2 separate regions of the Homo sapiens genome follow, and region 1 is linked to region 2. Evidence: chromatin loops called from intact Hi-C (ENCODE). Cell type or tissue: mammary epithelial cell. All regions are shown on one strand. Each heading gives the region's core, and the rest is flanking DNA. Links, peaks and the distances in the headings are about the cores only.

Region 1 (9,037 bases), core at 620-8,619, 150 kb after region 2:
TGGCTTCCCAAAGTGCTGGGATTACAGTCATGAGCCACTGCAACCAGCCCGAATAATCAGTTATTATACTCTAATATGTCATTGGTCTATAATTATAATTACAAACCCTATTGGTTCCATTGATTTAATTGTCTAGGGGCATGCCAGTATGACTGCATTCCAATTACTGTGCCGGTATGTTACCTTTGTATATGTTTTGGCTACAATATCTGAACTTCCCAGAATAGTTTCCGACAGTCTTATATTTGAATAAATAGGATAATCATTTAGTTTTGTTAAACAAACATTATTTTGTGACTTCCAGTTGACTCAAACACTATTTACTAATTTACAAAAGCTTGTTTTTTAGCCTATCCATGTACATAGTTTGCATTCGGGGATCCAGGGTGTGTGTCAGGGAGGAAGCAACATAGGCCTATCCCCAGGAGGCCTCTCCCCCCAGGACGCCCTCGGGCGCCGTGGAAGAGAACCGGAGATGCTATGAAGGCAGGGCCACCCCATTGGCCAGGAAGAGAGAGGCAAGCGATATCCACGGGCAGAGGGAGCGCAGACATGGGCGGAAGAGCAGCGGCTTCCAAAGGCTGCAAGCAGGAAGGAACAGGCACCAAAAAGAGGGGCTGAGAAAAGGAGCCCGCAGAGGCGGTGCTGGGACCCCGTGCTTAGACAGGAAGAGAGAGGCATAAGGAGGAAGGACCCAGGAAAAATGGAGGAGTACTTTATTTCCTTGTATTTCCTGATCAGAAATTTGACGTTCAGCGTAAGAAAATTAGAAAGCAAAAATTTATGAAAATGAAAATAACATTCACCCATCATGTGAGAAATGAGGACTAATAACTTTTACTTTTAATGTTTTACTTTGTAGCCAAAAAAGCTAAATATTTTTATAGTTTCACATATATGTTTTCCCCTTCCCCATCCATTTCCTGGACCTAATACTTTCATCTTTTTTTCCCACCTTTTTTGATCATATTTTAAATCTTTCTTTCAAACAGATAATAGCTGGATTTTATTTTTTAGTTGAATCTGGTATGCGGTCATTTCTACGCTCACGGGGAGGACCCACAACCAAGACCCCTCGCCAGGTTGTTTCCAGGCCTTGGGTCCTTGCTGGCTCTCAGTGGTGAGAGACTGAGTACACAAATGGACAATGGCCAGAGCATCTATAAGAGTAGAACTCCCACCCACCCCCTGCAGCAGCCAGCCCAGGAGGCCAAGCCTTCATCTACAGGAACCAGCCAGGGAGGCCAGCCTGCTCCATGCCAGGCTTGTAGGAATTCAGATTGCTGTCTCTAGAAATAACATGGGAAATTAAACATTGCAGTCTGTAATAATCAGACCCAAACAGCCAGGACTTGATTAATAACTCACAGTTTCCTAGATTTCATCCCTGCTTCCAATCTAGGGCCAACCAGAGAAAGCCCAGTATGTCCCCTAGCCAGTCCCATGGGATGCCCACTTCTCACCAGCCGCCCCCGGCTTCCTCAGGCCCACAGCCCCTGCCAGGGCACCCGAAGCCTCCCCTTTTCCACGGTGAAGCTTCCCCACTCCTTGCCTGCCTGAGTCTGTCAGGATGCAACTGATGGCCATGGACCCCCTTGCTATAGCAGCTCTGAATAAACAGCCTTTGCCTGTTCTTATTTGGGTGGTCTTCATTTATTTCCACAGTGGGAGACATCAGTTCCTTGACACGTGACCCTCTCCACAGGGCAGCTCAGGACATGGCAGCCAGCTCCCCTCAGCGCAGAGACAGCAGCCCAAGGCTGAAACTGCAGTGTTCATGTCGCTAACCTCAGCAGTGACAGCCATCACTTCCGCTGTGTCCCATTCTTAGAAACCAGTCATTGGCCCAGCCCACACGAAGGGGAGGGGATTGCACGCATGTGCGCTGGCCAGGAGGTGGGGATGACCTCCACCCACCCCACCTAGCGTAGTGACGAATGCACTTGATGTTATCCAATCATAACATGTATGTTATTTACGGCTTATTTTATACCGTTGTCTCTTCCTTTTGTTTTTGACTTTTTTTGATGTTTGTCATATGATTTTCCACATGATTATTTTGAATGTCCTCTGTATATTTCCGTTTCATTAATTGTAATTTTCCTTTTCTCTGCTCTCAGAGACAGATGCATTTGATGAGACTATTTTTTAAAACAAGGGACCTACTATTTTCCCTCCATGAAATTCGTTGTATCATTACGACGAGACTGTCTGATCATACAATAAGAGGTTGCCTCTAAAACAGATCCACCGCTTAAGTCTTTCATCCCATTGTGATCTTTAAAACTTGTTCACACACCGCTCTCTCTGTGCTGCCCTAGGCAACTCCAATACCTTGCTAATATGTTGGTCATTTGTTAGGATTCCCTTCACATGTGTCTCGGTTTCAAGAGTCCTCATTTCCTACTCCTAAGATGTTTAGTCTTGTCAATTTTCATACACGGACAGACAGAGGTCTGTTTTCCACTGCTATTTCCTCTTCTGTTTCCAAACTCCCATGTTAAAATCTGTCCTCTTGGTTTGTTTTTACATTTTTTTTTTCACTTTTTACTGAACAGCAAAGTGCACACATCAAAAATGAACAACTTGATGATTAAATGTAAACCTACTTACGTAACTTTCACATGCCAGGAACTAAAACACAGCCAGCACCCAGCAGCTCCGTGCCCCCTGCCTCAACCCAAGGTAGCACCATGCCGACTTCTGATGCCAGGGGTCCATTCTGCCTGGCTTCAAACTTTCTGTCAAAAGAATAATGCATCATTCACTAATCTGAGCCTGACCTCTTTCACTGAAAATTACGTTTGTGGATTGATCCATGTAGCTTTAGTTAATTCTTTTTAATTAATAGATAGCTTTTACTCATATGAATTACCATTTACTCATCCATTCTACTCATGGTGGACATTTTGGTTGTTTCTAATTTGCAACAATTACAAACAATGCAGCTATAATCCTTTGTATGTGTCTTTTGGCACATGTGGGCTTGAATTTGTTAATTCTATATCTAGAAGTTAAATTACCGGTTTACAGGAAATAAATTTTTAATTTTAACAAATAGTTTCCATTTCCAATACTTGTACCTCTTTGATTCCCAGCAGCAATGTCTAAAGTTTCCCTGTTCATTTGTTTTTTTTTCTCTTTTAACTCAGCATTTGTTACGTTTAATAAAGACTTACTTGAACATTGACAACTAAAACAAAAGAATTTCAGGATTCTAAACTTTACAATTATTTACCAAGACTTTATCAGCATCTGCAGAAAATTAGAGCCCTGATGTCCTACCCACGTTCTCAGTCCCACGTTGAACACTAAGAACAGGGTCAATCAGAAAACTTACAGAACGAGATGCTATTGTGGCCATAGAATGCTTGCCACCTAGAAAGTCATTTTCTTCTTCTTACCTATAAAATTCCAATAGTAATTGTAACAGCTAAAATCTGGCAGACCCTAGAAACTTAATGAAGATAGCTATATTCTTTATAGCTATATTGTTTATTCATTGCTGCTGTTTTAATTTTATTTTTATTGAGGTAAAATATATATGTAAAATTTACCATCTCTACTATTTTTAAATGTTTTATTTTTAATTTTATGGGTACATAGTAGGTGTATATATTCATGGGGTACATGCGACATTTTGACACAGGCATACAATGTGCAATAATCACATCAAGGTAAATGGGGTATCCATCACCACAAGCATTTCTCATGTCGTTGTGTTACAAACAAGCCAATTATACTCTTTTAGTCATTTAAAAATGTACAATAAATTATTGTTGACTGTAGTCACCCCATTATGGTATCAAATACTAGATCTTATTTAATTCCCTCTAACTACATATTTTTACCCATTAACCATCCCCACTTCTCTAACTTCCCTGCTACCCTTCCTAGCCTCTGGTAACCATCCTTCTATTCTCTATCTCTGTGACGTCAATTGTTTTCATTTTTAGCTCCCACAAATGAGTGTGAACATGTGAAGTTTGTCTTTCTGCACCTGGCTTATTTCATGTAACATAATGACCTCCAGTTCTATCCATGTTGATGCAAATGACAGGATCTCATTCTTTTTTATGGCTGAATAGTACCCCACTGTGTATATGTACCACATTTTCTTTATCCCTACCTCTGTCGACGGACATTTAGGTTGCTTCAAAATCTTGGCCATGGTGAACAGTGCTGCAATAAACATAGTAGTGCAGATATCTTTTTGATGCACTGATTTCCTTTCTATTGGGTATATACCCAGCAGTGGGATTGCTGGGTCATATGGCAGTTCTATTTTTAGTTCTTTGAGGAACCTCCAAACTGTTCCCTGTAGTGGTTGCACTAATTTACATTCCCACCAACAGCACACAAGGGTTCCCTTTTCCCCGCATCCTCACCAGCATTTGTTATTGCCTGTCTTTTGGATAAAAGCCATTTTAACTGGAGTGAGATGATATTTTATTGTAGTTTTGATTTGCATTTCTCTGATCAGTGATGTTGGGCAACTTTTCATATGCCTGTTTGCCATTTGTAGGTGTTCTTTTGAGAAATGTCTATTCAGATCTTTTGCCCATTTTTTCATCTGATTATTAGACTTTTTCCTATAGAGTTGTTGGAACTCCTTATATATTCTGGTTATTAATCCCTTGTCAGATGGGTAGTTTGCAAATATTTTCTCCCATTCTGTGGGTTGTCCCTTCACTTTATTGACTGTCTCCCCTGCTGTGCAGAAGCTTTTTTAACTCAATGGGATCCCCTCTTTACCATTTTCAAGAGTACAGTTGAGTGGTAATAACTATGTTCAGATTCTTTTTTCTCTCTCTCATCTCTCCCTCCCCATGTACCCTTCCCAGACTCTGATAACCACCAATCTACTCTCTATCTTCAGGTGATCCAGTTTTTTATCTGCATATATGAGTAAGAACATGTGATATTTGTTTTTCTGTGCCTGATTTATTTCACTTAACATCCAGTTACCGCAAATGATAGGATCCATATTGCTGCACATGACAGGATTTCATTCGTTTTCATGGCTGAATAATATTCCATTGTGTGTATACCACATTTGTTTTATCCTTTCATCCGTTCATGGACACTTAGATTGATTCCATATTCTTGCTGTTGTGAATAGTGCTGCAACCAAAATTATTGGACCATAATGATCATTTTATTTCAGCAATTTTCACAATGAGAATGGATAACAATGAATCATTTACTGGGTTTGTATGTGGGCAATTCAGGAAATGGTCAAAAATATTAAATGAGTTCTTCATGACTCACTCAGTCACAGTTGTCAGAGCCAGTCTTGGTGATTTCTTTTAGCTGATTGCAGCCACTCTCATCTTCGATGACTCTGCTTGGTGCAGAATATCACTTCTGCATCTGCTCATTTGTCCAAACATTCCATAAGGATTATCCAGCTCTGCGTCAACACTGCCTGGAGCAGGAGGACAGCGAGGTGAAGAGGGCCGAGCTCTCCTATTCAGATGGACCTTGTCATTTTGTTTTATTCCCCCTCCTTGAACCCTTCATAAACAATTCAAAGAAATGTACAAACCCATGTGACAAGCAGTGAAGCTCACCTGGCAGCCACTGCCTGTCTGGGGCCAAGACTCAAGTGTGGCTGAGCAGGACAGAGGGTTCCCAGTCAGGAGATGTCAGCCATAGGTTGAGCTGTAAGATGCCCTGAGGTCTTAGGGACAGTGAGTGTCCCCTGAAGACCACAACAGCACCACGAGATGCTAGGGAGAGCTGTGTCAAATGCTGTTCCTATGGACTCCAAGCCAAGAGGGTCTGCCAGAGGCTAAATGAATTGTTATTTCTTATGAAGAGAACAGGAAAAAGTAAACAGAAAATATTCAAAGCTATGAGAAGGCTTTTCTGGAATAAGGAAATATTTCACAATGCAGATTAACCCACAAGAAACACATTCTGGAGAACACACAACAAGGCACAGCCCGTGAAATTACTGTATCTCAAGGATGAAGAATCATGTAAGTATTCAGGGGGAAAAAAAGCGAGTTACATTTTGGGGAGGAAGTAGGGTTTCCTATAGTAACCAGAAATGCCAGAAGATAAATGAAACTGCCCACCAGAATTGTTACACAGTAAATTTCTCCTTCAGGTAGAAAGGCCACAGAAGTTCTCAAACACGTAAGAATCTAGAGAGATTATTGCATCAATAGTTTTTTTAAATAAGATTTTTAAACACAAAGCGCAACAAAAGTGCTTCATAAGATCCCTACACTAATCCAAACACAGCATTTATGGTACTGAGTATTCAATACATTTAAGTATATAACTATGGAAAGAAATAATTGTGGTGAATAGTGATTATAGAAAAGGATGTAACTGTGATTACCATGAGCACTTAATATAATACCAAACATTTGTAAGGACACAAAGAAATGGGATGGCTCACACATTGCGGGTGGGAATGTAAAATAGTCCACTGATCCTGGAGTGGGGCGGTTTCTAAAGACTAAACCTGCACATATCATACAACCCAGAAACTGTACTCACATGTGTCTATTCGGGGGGGGTCCCTGAAAATCACTCAAAAACCTGCACATGAGTGTACATAGATGCCTACTGGTGATACCTTAAAACTGGAAACAACCTAAATATCCTTCACCAGGTGACTGGTTAAACAAACAGTGACACATTCATGCCACAGAATAGTATTCGGCAATAAAAAGGAATGAAATATTGATACATGCAACAACATGGATGGATCTCGGGGGATTATGTGGAGTGAAAAAAGCCGGTATCAAAAGGTTAGTTACCTAATATGTGAATCCATGTATGTGATATTCTTGAAATGACAGAATTACAGGGATGGAGAACACATTCTTGGTGCCAAGGCTTGAAGAATCCTGGTGATAGAATTATTCTGCGTCTTGGTTTGTGGTGGTCACACAAATCTACACATGTGATAAAATTGCATGGAATTAAACACATACACATATAAGTACATATAAGGCTCATGAAATCTGAATAAGGTCAGTGGATTGCATCAAAGTTGATTTCCTGGTTGTGATTTTGTACTATATAATGTATATATGCAAGATGCTATCTTTGAAGGAAACTGGATGGAGGCTAAACAGAATCTCTGTACTATTTCATATATTTCTTTGTAGATGTGAATCTATAATTATCTCAAAATAAAAATTTTAAAATTAAATAACAATATAAATAAGAAAAATGGGGAGTTATAGGATAATAAATAACTAAAGCCTAATGCTAAAATGCTTAGTTAATCAAAATAATGGTCTTTTAAAGGTTTTTATAACCTTTGCTTAAATTTAAAGAGATAATTTAGAATCAAGATAAAAATAAATTTCAGTTGTTCTAATTTCACTTTAGTTTCTTTTAAGTTCAAGTAAAATTAAATGTAATATAATTTATTTCAAAATAACACATGTAATTTGATTTTATTGTTCTACAATTATTTCTGCCCATTTTTTCTTTCTTGATATCTGCAACTACACACAGACACTAGACTTAGAAAATTTTGCACGTAATGCCAAGAATGATTACTTCTTGTTAATGGGATTTGATCTAAATTTTTAAACTTTCTTTATTATATTTTTAAACATCTGATTTTTATCGTGGATATGTGTTATGTTTAACCCTAAATAAACAACAACCAGGAAACAAACAAACCACCAATAAAAAAGCACCCTCTGACCTTGAGGAGATCATTGTCCAGAATGATGACAAGCATGTAAACAAAGATTTACAAGGCAGGTCAAAGTCTTCACAAACACACAGAGAAGGAAGAAGCTCAAGCTGCCTGGAGTCAGGAGTTAAAGAAGGCTGCCCAGGGCTGATGAAGCATTTACAATACTGTTTTTTAAAACAGTCACTCTTGGTAATTTTACAAGTTCTGGCTGGAAAATCACACCATAGTAAAAATGGTTTCAAGTCAGACTTTCTGCTATGAAATCCATTTTGGCTAGTTTTGATGATTTATTGACACAACTTTATAAAAGGTAAAAACTGTAAGTAGAAAAGCTTGGATTTCAAGGCCAAAAAGTGGGCTTTTGTTTGTAATAAAGAACAGTTTTCATAAGCAGAGCTTTACTTGAATAAGACACTTTTCAAAAATTCATTTCTATTATTTCAACTATCATTTATTTTTATCTTTATAAAGATGCTATTAAGGCCAAACACTGCAGTATGCTAGTAACCTACTGTTTTCACTTATACATACAATAAATGAGCTTACAGATTATTAATTTTCATAATTAGTTGGCAATTTTTCTAATCATTAAATAGCAGGTATTAATTTGTCCCTTTATCTTCTTAATCTCTGAATATACAATTCACATATTTTTCCTCAGGACTTGACACCACACCAAAAGCTCTTGTACTCACAGGGATACATAATCTAAATCTTTCACCAAATCTATGTCTAATATTTGTACAGTTGACTGAGCATGTCCCCATCTATTTACAAGGCCTAATTGTGTAATAAGGTAATTGGCTATCATAAAATCATGGAGGTGGACATTCATCAGTCCAATCTCACCCACAGTCCTAGCTCTCCTGAAACATGGTCCCTCAGCTACCGAGTAAGCAGTAGAGTAGTTTTAGGAAACTAGTTCTTCACAATCTAGACAGAAATATGCCAGTGGAATTGATCTCGTATCTCTATAGACATACCTTGTGTATTTTATACTATCACAATTTGTGTTCAGGAAGGCTCTGTAGATTGCAAATGACAATAACTATCTCAATCATGTGAAAGAAGAATGGGGTGGTGAGAGTTCTTTGCAGAGTTCTTTGCTGAATAAATTATAGAATCTGGGAAATACCACCACCACCACCACCAAACATGAAACAGTCCTTGGTTTTTTTTGTTGTTGTTGTTGCCCCAAGGGCTTCCACATCAGTAATTCATGGACCTTCCCTTTGCAACACAGCCATCAACACCTGACTACACACTTGTCTCTGTGTTTTAGTTCAAATAAAACAGAGAGATTTAAATAATCCACCAGCCTCTAGGGAGCTCGTGCTTGCGCAGTGAATACCCAGGGTGGAG
Region 2 (9,037 bases), core at 797-8,796:
CCCCATAGTCCAGGCCCAAAAGCTTCTTAAGGCTGATAAACAACTTCAGCAAAGTTTCAGAATATAAAATTAATGTACAAAAATAAGTAGTATTCCTGTCCAGCAACAACATCCAACATGAAAGCCAAGTTAAGAACACAAGTCCAGTCATAGTTGCCACAAAAACAATAAAATACCTAAGAATACAGCTAACCGGGGAGGTGAAAGATCTCTACAATGAGAACTACAAAATACTGCTCAAAGAAATCAGAGGTGACACAAACAAATGGAAAACATTCCCTGCTCACAGACAGAAAGAGTCAATATTGTTAAAATGGCCATACTACTCAAAGTAGTTTACAGATTCAATGCTACTCCTATCAAACTCCAATTACCTTCTTCACAGAATTAGAAAAACTATTTTAAAATTCATATTAAACCAAAAAAGAGCTCAAATAGCCAAGGCAATCATAAGCAAAGAGAACAAAACTAGAGGCATCATGTTACCTGACTTCCAGCTATACTACAGGGCTACAGTAACCAAAACAGCATGGTACTGGTATAAAAACAGACACATAGACCAATGGAAAAGAACAGAGAACCCAGAAATAATGCCATGAATGTACAGCCATCTGATCTTCAATAAAGTTGACAAAAACAAGCAGTGAAGAAAGGACTCCTTGTTCAATGTTGGGATAACTGGCTAGACATATGCAGAAAATTGAAACTGGACCCCTTCCTTATACTGTATTCAAAAATCAACTCAAGATGGAGTAAAGACTTAAATGTAAAACCTAAAACTATAAAAACACTGGAAGATAACCTAGAAAATACCATTCTGGATAAGGGATTTTATCACAAAGATGCCAAAAGCAACTGCAACAAAAACAAAAATTGGCAAATGGGACCCAGTTCATCAAAAGAGCTTTTCTGTATAGCAAAGGAAACTATCAACAGAGTGAACAGACAACCTACAGAATGGGAGAAAATATTTTCAAACTATGCATCTGACAAAAGTCTAATATCAAGAATCTATAAGGAGCTTAAACAAATCAACAAGCAAAAAACAACCCCATGAAAAACTGGGCAAAGGACATGAACAGACACTTTTCAAAAGAAGACATACAAGTGGTCAAGAAACATGAAAAAAATGCTCAACATCACTAATTATTAGAGAAATGCAAGTCAAAACTACAATGAAATACCATCTCACACCAGTCAGAATGGCTATTAAAACATTAAAAAAATAACAGATGCAGGTGAGCTTGTGAAGAAAAGGGAATGCTTACAAACAGCTGGTGGGAACATAAACTAGTTCAGCCATTGTGGAAAGCAGTTTGGTGATTTCTCAAAGAACTCAAAGCAGAATTACCATTCAACCCAGTAATCCCATTATTGGGTATATATCCAAAAAATATAAATCATTCCATTATAAAGATAGATGCATGCATTTGTTCATCACAACACTATTTACAATAGCAAAGACATGGAATAAACCTACATGCTCATCCGTGGTAGACTAGATAAATAAAATGTGATACATATACACCATGGAATACTATGCAGCTATAAAAAGGAATGAGATCATGTTCTTTGTTGGAACATGGATGGAGCTGGAGGCCATAATTCTAAACAAACTAAAACAGGAAGTGAAAACCAAATACCATATGTTCTCGCTTATAAGTGGGAGCTAAACGCTGACTACACATGGACACAAAAAAGGGAACAACAGACCCAGGAGCCTACTTGAGAGTGGAGGGGCAGAGGAGGGTGAGGATTAAAAAATTACCTATCGGGTACTATGCTTATTACCTGGATGGTCAAATAATCTGTACATCAAACCCCCATGACACAAGTTTTCCTTTGTAACATGAACCTAAAATAAAAGTAAAATAAAACTAACTCATATAAACAAGTTTAAAAAAATGAGCCTGTTTTGAAGGAACTAGTTCCAAGTTCTTTACACACTGCTGCCATCATAAAGCATGAGAGAACGTAGCCTTCTTATTGAAGGAAAACTGAATGCCGAGTGTTGCTCCATTAATCGACAGGCCTTCCCAATTCAATTCTACATGACCACAAACATGATTCTCCAATTTGTCCTTTTTCTTCACATCTTCGCTTGCATTCTAACTACCTAGATTATTCAAAGAAACCTCTTATCCCTTTAAATGATTTCAGTTTCTATGACATTCTGAATTCTCCCTGCTGTGAATTAAAACTTGCCGAAGCAGAGCTCCATGCATGTTCCTCTCACACTTCAACACTCTCGACCTGTTTTACAATGTCATCTACCTTCCCATCCTCCAAATGCATTTTACAAATTTCAACCTCAGTGCTTTTGTTTTCAAATATTCCTGGCTTGTTCATTAGTAGTTCCAAAATTTCTATAAAGGAGAGACTCTGGGACAGTTCTGTGACTGGAAAGACTGAGGGTTGCTAGCTGGGGACTTTTGTGAAGATGGCATGTTGGTTTTATTTATACCGCAGTTCAGTTTTTTGGAGGGGGAAGTTGTGGGTATTATGATTATGTAGTGTAGGGATGGGGATGTTAAATTCTTGGCTACCAATTTTTTAAATCTCCCAAAATGCACTTCTTCATCCCATGACCTGTCCAATGTGTACTCATTTTATAGAATGGGCCTCATGTCTGAACTCCTTAAAAATTACTCTTGACAATCTCTGGTAACTTTCTTAATGCTTTTTGTTTTAGTCCCACATTAATTATACATGAAAATATGTCTGGGCTCTCCAACTACAGTCCAACTGGACTGAGCACAAGAAATACATCTGAACTGAAGTATCTATTTAGCATTTAACATGGTTCTGTTAAAGTAGCAGGCAGCTAACTGACATTTTTTGTCCATTCACTTAGATAACTAAAATTGTAATGGAAATAAATAAGTATGTGAAAGAAAGTAGTGATTGTCCAAAAGTGTCTTGAAGACATTTTGAGTCAGAAGACATGGGTGCAATTCTACCACTGTGACCTTTGCAGAGTGCTATAGTTTAGATGTTTTGTCTCTCCCAATCTCATGTTGAAATGTGATCTCCAATGTTGGAGGTGGGACCTGGCGGGAGGTGTTTTGATCATGGGGGTAAATCCCTCATGAATGGCTTGGTGCCATCTTTGAGTTCTCACACTATGAGTTCACAAAAGATCTGATTGTTCAAAAGAGCCTGGAACTACCTCCTCTCTCTTTTGTTTCTTCTCTTGCAATGTGACACACTGGTTCCCCTTTGCCTTCTGCCATGATTGGAAGCTTCCTGAGATCTCAGCAAAAGCAGATGCTAGTGCCATGCTTCCTGTACAGCCTGCAGAACCGTGAGCCAAATAAACCTCTTTTCTCTATAAATTACTCAGCCTCAGATATTTCTTTATAGTAACACAAAAATGGACTCATACACTGAGTTAGCCACATTTATTCCCAGTTTTCCAATGTTTGTGAGCCATACGTGTGATAAGGAGTTAATTTCCAAAATACTTAAGAAACATATTTGCTACAATATTTGCTAAAACTCAATAGCAAAAAAAAAAAAAAAAAAAAAAAAAAACAACCTGGTAGCACAATTTTTAAATGAGCTAAAGACCTGAATAGACATTTCTTCAAGAAAACATACAAATGGCCAACTTGTATATGAAAAGTTGCTCAGTGTCACTAATCACGAAGAAATTGCAAATCAAAACCACAATGTGAGATATCACCCTACTCCTGTTAAGATGTCTATTATCAAAAAAACAAAGACAACAAATGTCGGTGAGGATACAGAGAAATTGAATCCCTTGTACATAGTTGGTGGGCATGTAAAATTGTGCAGCCATAATGAAAAACAGTATTGAAGTGCCTCAAAAAATTAAAAATAGAGCTAACATATGATCCAACAGTTCAACTTCTGGGTATTTATTCAAAAGGATTGAAATAAGGATCTTGAAGAGAAATTAATACTCCCACGTTCATTGCAGCATTATTAACAATAGTCAAGATGTAGAAACAACCTAAATATTCATTGGAAGGTAAACGAATCAAGAAAGTTTGGTGTATACATTCAGTGGAATACTATTCAGCCTTAGAAAAGAAGGACATTCCGCAACATGTGAAAACATGGATGAACTTTGAGGACATTATGCTAAGTCAGTCACAGAAAGGTAAATACTGCATGATTTCACTTACATAAGGAATCTAAAACTGTCAATTTCATAAAAGCAGAGAGTAGAATGGTGTTTGCTAGGGGCTGGAGGGAGAGGAGAAGGGGAAGTTACAGTCCAATGGATATAAAATTGCAGTTTTGTGAAATCAATAAGTTATAGAGATCTGATGTACAGCGTCATGCCTACAGTTAACAATACTGTATTGTACACTTGAAATCTGTTAAGAAGGTAAATCTCATGTTAAGTGTTCTTATCACAAATGAAAAATAAAGGGGAATGAGGAAGACCTTTTCAAAAGTCTGGAATGAGGATAAAATGAGACTATGAATGGGAAAATACTGTGTAAACTGTAAAACTTTACACAAATGTTAATTCATAAAGCAGCCAGGACCATCTTTTTAAATCTAATAATCAGGTTGTCTCATTCGTAAGCTTAAAACTCTTCAAACATAATATTTTGCAATAATAAAAGGCTCTCTCTAGCCTCATCTGTCTTTCATCACCACACACACACATGCATGCACACACATGCATGCACACACACACGTACACATACATGCACACGGGTATTTCAGCAGTTTAGCCTCCCTTCCATTCTTGTAATATTTCAAGTCCCTTCTATCCCCGAGTCTTTCTTATCCTTCAGCTCTTAGATCAAACACAACCTCTACAGAGACCTTTCCAGACCATCCTATCTGAATAACCTTCTCCCACCCCTTGCCTACTCATTCATCATCTTGTTTATTACTACCTAATGCCACACTTTGAAATCATCTTGCTCAATTTTTTTTGTTTGTTTTCTTATTCATCATCGCTCCTGGCTCCGTGGGTTCAGGGTGTGGCCTGTCTCTCTTCTGTCCCCAGTATCAGAGCAGAATCTGGTACATGGTAGACACTCAGTACCTGCGTGTAAAAATTGAATGAGGATGTTAAGTGTTCCCACCACAAAAATGACAACTATGTGAGATAATGCAAGCTAGATTTAGCCATTCCACAATGTATATATACAGTAGTCCCTACTTATCCATTCCAAGAGGATACATTCCAAGACCCTCAGTAAATGCCTGAAACCATGCATAGTACCAAACCCTACATATACTTGCGAAAGGAAAACCAAAACTTAGGAACCTAATTTCACTCTGCTAAAAGAAAATATTAAGCTGAAAGCTGAGTCATGCAAGAAGCTGCTTTTCCTTTTATTCCCAAGCAGAGTAGTACAGATAAAAGGTTAAACATCTCCACAGGTAGCTACTGTACCCTCACCTTATCTTAAGTGAAGCGCCGATTTACTGAGAGCTAGAAGAACACATAATAGGCTATTCCCCTACCTGCTCCTTTTCTCTTGCAACACATGGATTCAGTCATGTAACCACAACTTCCCTCTTTCCCCTTTAAATACCAAAGCCCTCAGAATCGTCTTTGGAGCAAGGCACAGACCTCCCTTGCGGGCATTTCCTTAACCTTGGCAAAATTAACTTCTGAATTGATGGAGACCTTTCTCAGATACTTTTTGGTTTACACACTATACTTGGCAGTCAGTCTGATCACCAAGACAGCTAAGTGACTAATGGGCAGGTAGTGTATAACAGCCCAGGTACGCCGGACAAAGGGATGATTCACATCCTGGGTGTGATGGACGGGACAGTATGATATTTCATCACACTACTGAGAATGGCACACAATTTAAAACTGATTCTTAATTTCTGGAATTTTCCATCTAACACTTTTGGACCATGGTTGACCACAAGTAACTGAGACCGCAGAAAGGAAACTGCAGATAAGGGAAGACTACTGTACTTCAGAACATCATGTTGTTCATAATAAATACAAACAATTTTTCTGTCAACTAAAAAATAAATAAAAATAAAATGTTTACTACCATAAAAAGAAAATGTGATATACACATATAATGGAATATTATTCAGCCTTTACACGGAAGGAAATTCTAACACATTTCTGCAACATGGGTAAACCTTGAAGACATTAGGCTGAATTAAGTGCACCATTTGATTCAATACATATTCTTTTAAAAAATCTATTCCACGTCCTCTAAAATATACCATACAACTTTCAAACACTGAAAAAATACACAAAAAATATAAAGTAGAAAAGGTGTTAGGAGTTATCTTAGTGAGTATTTTTACAAAACAGTAGTTAAAAGATTATAGCAGATGGAAATAAAGTAAACAAAATAGCATTAAAGCATTTAAACATCATTAAAAAGATTAAATCATTGTTGGTTTTAAAATACACCTATCCTCTTTCTCTTTTCATAATATGTACCTCAAAAATACAATAAAATACTAGTAGAAATTATCTCTAGAAGTTGATATCACAGAAATTATTTTTGCCTTGAGTTTTTTGCGATGATAATGTATTACTCTTAAAATCAGAGAAGCTGTAATGCCATTTCAAACAAAGTAGAAAAGCCTCCCCATTCCCTGCCCCACCACTTCCCTCTTGCAATGCGGTTTTTCAATAGAAGCGCAGAGTAGAGGAAGGTGATCCTAAGGATTCTCCTCCTAAGAGGGCCAGGACTGCACCTCGCTGGCCTGGGGTTCACACAGGACTGGTCCTGGAGCCCTGCCTGCTCCATCTGGGGGAGGAAGCCCAGGACTGGGCTGCAGGTTTGTGAATAGGGGCACCGAGGCGTGCAGCGACGCTGAGTGACTCTTCCATAATGCAGGGCTGAGTGGGCAGCAGGCCAGACGTGGGTCAGGGAGCGTTCATCCCGAACCGTGTCCAGCCCTGGCCTCGCCGGCCCAAGTCGCCCGCCCTGTGCAGCCAGGGGACGGCGACGAGGCTGAAGTGCCGCTTGTTTCCGAGCCTGGATGAGTAATGACGCGTTTCTTTTCCAGAAGCAACGTAAATCTGGCTTGAGGCTGGCACAACACAGCAGGAGCAGTGCAGGCTGGTGGCCAGGCGCCCGGCCCTGCGGCTGCCGAATCTTCGCGAAGCCTGCATCCGAGGCGCGCACTGGTTCCAGGCCCTGCGGCCATGCGAGGGAAGCCGCAGCGGTGGCCGCAGCGGTGGCGGCTCCTAGAGCGGTGCGGGCTGGTGCTGGCGGCAGGTGGGATGGAGGGGGGTGGGCTCTTCATGTCTCTCAACCCCTGATTAGAATCCGTGTCGATTTCTGGACACGCGGGCCGAGAGGAGCTGAGATCCGGCCGGCATTTCTCAGCCATGAGTTCTTTTTTGTTTGTTTGTCTTTGTTTGTGTTTGTTTTGAGACGGAGTCTTGCTCTGTCCCCAGGCTGGAGTGCAATGGCGCGATCTCGGCTCAGTGCAACCTTCGCCTCCCGGGTTCAAGCGATTCTCCTGCCTCAGCCTCCTGAGTAGCTGGGATTACAGGCGCCTGCCACCACGCCCAGCTAATTTTTGTATTTTTAGTTGAGATGGGGTTTCGCTATGTTGGCCAGGCTGGTCTCGAACTCCTGACCTCGTGATCCGCCTGCCTCGGCCTCCCAAAGTGCTGGGACTACAGGCATGAGTAACCGCGCTTGGCAACCATGGGTTCAAAGCAGGCGCAGGGAAGCTTCCGGAGGGTGCCTGGACGGCAGCTAAATGGTTGGGGCCTGGCTCCTGGCTGACCCTGTCTCATCCCGGGTGGCCGGCTCCCACCCGTTTCTACAGGGCCGGCCTCCTGCCCTAGGATTCTGACTCTGCAGGCTTCCTAGCCCAGGATTCCTTTTTTTTTTTTTTTTTTTTTTTGAGACAGAGTCTCACTCTGTCGCCCAGGCTGGAGCGCAGTGGTGCGATCTCGGCTCACCGGTTTCACCGTGTTAACCAGGATGGTCTTGGTCTCCCGACCTCGTGATCCGCCCACCTCGGCCTCCCAAAGTGCTGGGATTACAGGCTTGAACCGCCGCGCCCGGCCCCGAGCCCACGATTCTAACACGCAGTGGAGGCTGAGAGCCTTGGCTGGGGCGCCCTAGCGTCAAGCTCACCATGTGGCCTTTGCGGCACGTCTGCTTCTCTCTGCCTGGACCGCTCGGGTTTGAAGGCCCAGGGCGGGCCCCAGACGTCTCAGGGGCCATAGAGGCGCTGCTTCCGGAACTGCTGGAAGAGGATGACCAACTGCTGCTGCCAGGTCGAAGCGTCCTTGCGGAGGGACCCTACCAGGAAGGACAGGGAGCCACAGCCCTAGTCCCCTCGGCTCTCCTCCCGCCTCCCAGTGCCTGGTCCAGTGTCCCAGTGGCGGAAGCGAACAGGGACCAATCCGCAAAGGAGAAATTGAGTTGGCAGTGACATTGCCGGAAAATCACTACTGCGGAGTGCGGAGAGGTGGTTTGGGGCTGATAGGCAATGGTTTAATTGCAGGCAGAGTCTTGCGCCTGATTTGCCTATCATAATGTCCTTGGTGGAAGTTATGGACTTCCACCCACCCTGCTCCCACCCTCAGTGTGTGCATTAAATTCAGAACTCTCACCAGGCCCTATGTTTGCTGTGTCCCCTGCCTCACTTCATGCCCTGTACAGTGACCTTCCGTCCTGTCCTCATGCTCACCGCACAGTCTTTGACCAGAGTTTTTGCATCCCCATCTCTGCAACTTCCCTCAAATCTGCTGCAAGGCAACACATCCTCTGCCTCCTTTAAATCCCGATTCAATCCTCACTGCCCCGACCTAAGTCAGTTCCGTCCATCATAAAGTCCCTTGACGCCATGCAGCAATTCAGCAATTCAGCATCATATTTATCAAGGAAGCTTGCTTGCATTTGTGAGATCCCTTTGGCACCTCCCTCTGCTAGAGGATAAATGCCAAGGTCGTGAACTGCCTCTCTCTCTCTTTTTTTTTTTCTGAGACGAAGTCTTGCTCTGTCACCTAAGCTGGAGTGCAGTGGCACGATCTCGGCTCACTGCACCCTCTGCCTCCCAGGTTCAAGCAATTCCCCTACCTCAGCCTCGGCAG

The links. Peaks named below come from ENCODE experiments on the same cell type or tissue, not always from the same donor. Only the 100,000 strongest peaks of a DNase experiment are listed, where the experiment ranks them.
Region 1: a loop joins it to region 2, with 7 times the contacts of the local background. A loop is called at or near these places in 3 of 110 quality-filtered maps.

Annotation. Positions count from the first base shown.
Region 1 is chr7:54,980,253-54,989,289 of GRCh38, forward strand. No RefSeq gene overlaps it. Among named protein-coding and RNA genes, the nearest start is that of EGFR, 34 kb to the right of the region's middle. RefSeq lists enhancers at 1,634-2,133, 4,856-6,055. In mammary epithelial cell, for the core only: no CTCF peak of the experiment used is centred there; a DNase peak (open chromatin) is centred at 5,339; H3K27ac peaks cover 2,641 bases.
Region 2 is chr7:54,826,270-54,835,306 of GRCh38, forward strand. No RefSeq gene overlaps it. Among named protein-coding and RNA genes, the nearest start is that of SEC61G-DT, 71 kb to the left of the region's middle. RefSeq lists an enhancer at 4,548-5,747 and a silencer at 8,048-8,239. In mammary epithelial cell, for the core only: no CTCF peak of the experiment used is centred there; DNase peaks (open chromatin) are centred at 4,942 and 5,582; H3K4me3 peaks cover 562 bases; H3K27ac peaks cover 2,945 bases.